Regions from separate parts of the Homo sapiens genome. Here region 2 is linked to region 1. Evidence: read pairs that join two places in POLR2A ChIA-PET (ENCODE). Cell type or tissue: OCI-LY7. All regions are shown on one strand. Links, peaks and the distances in the headings refer to the core of each region. The heading gives the core; the rest is flanking DNA.

Evidence for each region. ChIA-PET counts read pairs that join two places held together with the same protein. Peaks named below come from ENCODE experiments on the same cell type or tissue, not always from the same donor. Only the 100,000 strongest peaks of a DNase experiment are listed, where the experiment ranks them.
Region 2: POLR2A ChIA-PET joins it to region 1 with 7 read pairs; 3 of 35 experiments call an interaction of 5 or more read pairs at or near these places.

What each region holds. Positions count from the first base shown.
Region 1 is chr13:41,011,533-41,014,345 of GRCh38, forward strand. The region is part of intron 1 of ELF1 (E74 like ETS transcription factor 1); the gene reads right to left. Among named protein-coding and RNA genes, the nearest start is that of ELF1, 6.4 kb to the right of the region's middle. In OCI-LY7, for the core only: no CTCF peak of the experiment used is centred there; a DNase peak (open chromatin) is centred at 1,149; H3K4me3 peaks cover 2,325 bases; H3K27ac peaks cover 2,222 bases.
Region 2 is chr13:41,283,736-41,286,548 of GRCh38, forward strand. It overlaps a transcript of MTRF1 not described here. Among named protein-coding and RNA genes, the nearest start is that of MTRF1, 22 kb to the left of the region's middle. In OCI-LY7, for the core only: no CTCF peak of the experiment used is centred there; no DNase peak of the experiment used is centred there.

The DNA.
Region 1 (2,813 bases), core at 14-2,513:
TCCTGGGCTCAAGTGATCCTCCCACCTCAGCTCCCCAAGTGGCTGGGACTACAGTCACTCACCATCATGCCTGGCTTATTTTTGTATTTTTAGTAGAGAAGGGGTTTCATCGTATTTTGCAGGCTGGTCTCAAACTCCTGGGCCCAAGTGATCCACCTGCCTTGGCCTCCCAAAGTGCTGGGATTACAGGCTTGAGCCACCGTGCCTGATCCCATTTTTAACTGATGCAGAGTTTTCATTTTTTTGAAATAGGAGGGTCTCACTATGTTGCCCAGGTCTCAAACTCCTGGGGTCATGCATTCCTTCAACCTCAAGTTCCCAAGTGGCTGGGACTACAGGTGCATCTCAGTGCCCCTGGCTCTGATGCAAAGTTTATTGCCACATTCTTTCAAGTCAGCTTTTACTACCGGTCAAATTAAACATTATTCCTCAAGATACTTATAAATGTGGGGCAAAAATAAACTATAGCTTACAGATAAAAATGTATTATGAGGCCAGGTGCAGTAGCTCCCACCTGTAATCCCAGGACTTTGGGAGGCTAAGGTAGGCGGATCACTTCAGGTCAGGAATTCAAGACCAGCCTGGCCAACATGGCAAAACCTCATCTCTACTAAAAAAATACAAAGATAAATTAGCTAGGCGCCATGGTGGGCACCTGTAATCTCAGCTACTTCGGAGGCCGAGGCAGCAGAATCACTTGAACCCAGGAGCCAGAGGTTGCAGAGAGCCGAGATTGTGCCACTCCACTCCAGCCTGAGCGACAGAGCAAGACTCTGTCTCAAAAAAAAAAAAAAAAAAAAAAAAGAGTATTATGAAACAGTTAAACCAAAGAGGATTCATCTATCTACCACCTAGCTTTATATTTTACCATAGTTTGTTTGTTTTTGTTTTTCTGTTTTGTTTTTAAGAAAAAAAGGTCATCTACAGTTAAAGCTTCCTCTAATATCCCTCTCCAGTCTCATTTTATTCCTTCTTTGACTATTCTAAGTTTGATTTTTTTTTCTTTTCTTTTCTTTTTTTTTTTTTTTAAGAGACAGATTCTTGTTTTGTCACTCAGGCTGAAGTGCAGTGGTGCAATCATATTTCACTGTAGCATTAACTCCTGGGCTCAAGCAATCCTCCTGCCTCAGCTTCTCGAGTAGCTGGAGCTACAGGAGTGTGACACCACACCTGGCTAACTTAAAAAAAAATTTTTTTTTTCTACTTGTAGAGACAGGGTCTTGCTATGTTGCCCAGGCTGGTCTCGAATTTCTGGCCTCAAGTGATCCTCCCACTTAGGCTTTCCAAAGTGCTCAAATTATAGGCATAAGCTACAGTGCCCACTTGTCAACTATTCTAAAATTGGTATCTTCTCTGTTATATATTTTTATAACTTTACTACATATATATCAAGATAGTAGGATTGCTTTTATATGCATAATTGGGAACATGTATTTATTAAAATTTATTTTTTATTCAAAATTATGTTTGAAATAACTCTAGTTAACAAATGACAAGCATACTGAATTGTTTCAGGGGTCAAATATATTGTTGTCTACAGCTTACCCTGAAATGCATCAACTGTCCATCTGTTTAGGGTCCTGGAGGATTTTACACCCCAGGGCAATATACCATAGAAAGATTCTGAATGGGTTAGAAGTCATCATCGGCAGATATCTGATCCTAGGAAAGATAATGAAGAACTCTAAATTACATTAAACTATCTATACTCTGCAAAGCCTTCACATCCCTCAATGTGAAGATACTGCTCTACAGAACTTCTACATTTATGTCCCGGGGAACCATGTACAAGTGTTCCCAAGCTCAAAATAATCTAATGCCATCAACAAGAGAGAATAAATACATTCTGGTACAGACAAACAATGGAATACTATATTGCAACGAAAAGTAACATAAGTCACAAAGCTGAATGAAAGAAGCAAAGTCACTACAGAATATATGGTGTGATTCATGTGTATAAAGTTCAAAGAGGTAAAACTATAAAGAAAAGATTATCGCAAAAGTCAGCATAGTAGTTATTTTTTAAAGGAAACAAACATGAATAGGAGTGGGGGCCTTCTAGGGTAATAGACATACTCTATATTTCTTAACATGGGTTGTTTCTCAAGATACTTATAAATATGAGGCAAAACTGTTTAAATAAAATACAAAATATTTACCCATGTTGTAACACTTTATAATTTTATTTAAACTCTATGTTTTATATATATTTTCCTACATGCACATTTCATTTTTAAAGAAAAAATAATGAATTGCCCCATTACAATACTAAACTTCCATTTAGTATTTTGATATAAAAAATAAGATGTACATAAATTGTTACACTTCATTTTAATAGTTTTATTATAAAATTTTATAGTTTTACTATTTATGGGATTGTTTTCTAAACCCAGAAACTAATTTTCTTTAATTATATTTATATTTTTAAAATTGTACCATGTAACAGCCCAGACATAATGATCACTATATGACTGGGCATCTATCACGTAGATACTGCAGCATGTAAAGTCATACTGGTGCCTGCTACTTTGAAGAGCTTCTAATATATAGAGTAGAACACAGGACGAGGACAAATCACATGAAAACACAAACTTAAAAAATAAAAACAACTTCTCTAAGTGGTTACCTTTGGACAGCAGGACTGAGAGTCAGAAGGGGCAGAGGAGGCAGGCTCCTTTTCATTATAGACCTATGAATTAAATTTTGAATGGTGTGCATATATCACTTTGATAGCTTTTAATATAAAAATTGTTAAACCAATCTTCATACAAACTATAGAAGGCAAGAGGGCTCTGACAATGAGGATGATGTTA
Region 2 (2,813 bases), core at 281-2,780, 270 kb after region 1:
CCCGCCACTACGCCCGGCTAACTTTTTGTATTTTTAGTAGAGACGGGGTTTCACCTTGGTCTCGATCTCCTGACCTCGTGATCCACCCGCCTCGGCCTCCCAAAGTGCTGGGATTACAGGCGTGAGCCACCGCGCCCGGCCTCTGACAATCTTATTTGTTCCCGTTTAGCATGTTCAAATAATATTGCTTAAAGGGCAGATTGACATGCCTCCTGTTTTACAGCACTAGGTGGGGGAAACATTCCCCAGTTGGGTACAATGTCCATCCCCATAACACAATCAGGTAAGACGCAACCACATTACATTGTGTTCAAACACACTAACTTTTCTATAAACCTTTACCTTAATTCTATCAACACTTTCCTATCTGTAGCCTCCATTAGAACTTTACAGCCCATGAGTTCAAGACCAGCCTGGGCAACATGGGGAGACACCATCTCTACAAAAAAATTAAAAGTTAGCTGATTAGGCCTAGCACGGTGGCTCATGACTGTAATCCCAGCACTTTGGGAGGCTGAGGTGGGAGGATCACCTGAGGTCAGGAGTTTGAGACCAGCCTGGCCAACATGGCAAAACTCCATCTCTACTGAAAAAAAAAAAAAAATGCAAAAATTAGCCAGGCCTGTAATCCCAGCTACTCGGGAGGCTCAGGCAGGAGAATCACTTGAACCTGGGAAGCAGAGGCTGCAGTAAGCAGAGATTGCACTCTAGCTTGGGTGACAGAATGACACTCTGTCTCAAAAAAAAAAAGAAATTAGTGATTAGGCCACTGCACTCCAGCCTGGGTGACACAGTGAGACCGTGTCTCAAAAAAAAAAAAAAAGGAAAAAAAATTTCTCTGATAATCTACAGGATACATTTGGCAGTTTACTTTAATAGTCAACAGGCTCTAAATTAATTAATTAATTTTGAGACAAAGTCTCCCTCTATCACCAGGCTGGAGTGCAGTGGCGTGATATCGACGCTGGAGTGCAGTGGCGTGATATCAACTCACTGCAACCTCTGCCTCCCAAGTTCAAGTGATTCTTGTGCCTCAGCCTCCCGAGTAGCTGGGATTGCTGGCACCCGCCACCACAACTGGCTAACTTTTGTATTTTTAGTAGAGACGGGATTTCACCATGTTGGCCCGGCTGGTCTTGAACTCCTGACCTCGGGTGACCAACCAACTTTGCCTCCCTAAGTGCTAGGATTACAGGCATGAGCCACTGTGCCCGGCCTGTCAACAGGCTTTTAAGTTTACTCCCCTTGAGGAGGTATTATGATTCATGGCAACATCATCTCCCTGAGTAAATAATCTTATTGTGAGTTCCTCGAATTGTTGACTTACTGATTAACGTATGATCTACTGATACTGAAATGAAAAGGATGCTGATTTATTTCTGAATCATGAAGTTTTACTTATTGTCTGGCATGTGGACATTTTAGCTTATATGTTGCAATCTGTAGTCAATGATGGTATCCTCTAATGAAAAAGGACAACTCTGGTATGAGGAGTCCTCTTCCCTTCTTCTAAACTCTCCTATAAAAGCCTTCCAACTTGTAACAGACTCTGGAAAACTCCCAACTTGGTTGGCGTGTCTTCCTGGGTTGATCTTCACATTTGTCTTCCAGTAAACTTTTATCAAATTATTTCTGTCCCAACAGCCTTAATTTTGGCTGACATTTTTGGTGTAGCTGGCAGGAATTCAGAGTGATTTCCCTGGATCACCCAGCATGGCTTCTGACCCTCTGCAGGTACTGGCAACAAACCCATTGCATTACTGAACTTGATGGCCCTGCTGGATGCTACAGACGAGTTCCTTCAGAATCAATAAACTTCCCATCTTGATCAAAGTTCTGGTTTATTGAAGCTGGTATCCTCCTTGGCTAGGAGGTACAAAGACTCTTTCAGACAGAGAGTTACTGCTATGAGTTCAAGGTAAGGGTAGAATTCTAGGGCAGGGTAAAATAGGAGATCTGTGAATTGTTATTCTGGAATTTTGGGGAGAGACAACCTTTTCCTTTCTCCTTTTTGATTGCATGAAGTTGAGACACTCACTGCCTCCAGCCCAATGGGAAAACTGGGCCGGGCGTGGTGGCTCATGCCTGTAATCCCAACCCTGCAGATTGCCTGAGGTCAAGAGTTTGAGAACAGCCTGGCCAACATGGTGAAACCCCGTCTCTACTAAAAATACAAAAATTAGCCAGGAGTGGTGGCATGAGCCTGTAATCCCAGCTACTTGGGAGGCTGAGGCAGGAGAATCACTTGAACCCAGGAGGCGGATGTTGCAGTGAGCCGAGATCGAGCCACTGCACTCCAGCCTGGGTGACAGAGCAAGACTCTGTCTCAAAAAAAACAAACAACAACAACAACAAAAAAAAAAAAAAAAAAGGGAAAACTGAAACTAGCAGAGGTGTCAGACATACTACCCAAAATATGTAGCAATCTTATAGGAGAATCCTCACACAACTTTTTGCTTAGTTGACAGGCTTTCTAAAGACTGATCATCTCTTGCCAGTGAGCATCCTGCCACTTCTTTGGAAGTGATTTGGGAATCCAAGATACATAAAAGGATCTTTTCAGCCTGTTGGGTGAAATATATAGGAAGAAAGATTCTAGCCAGAACACTTGATCCACTACATAGTTTGTCTTGCTCAAAACCAAGATAGAAAATAGGTCTTCTAAGACTGAAGGTGCACCATCTCTGTCAACACCGGATGATTTTATGTATAATACTTACGGTTCTTCTACTTGCAAGTGCTTAGATAAGTGAACCTGCTAACCCAGGATAGTCATAAGCAGCATTGGCAAAATGGGGATTTAAAAACAATTG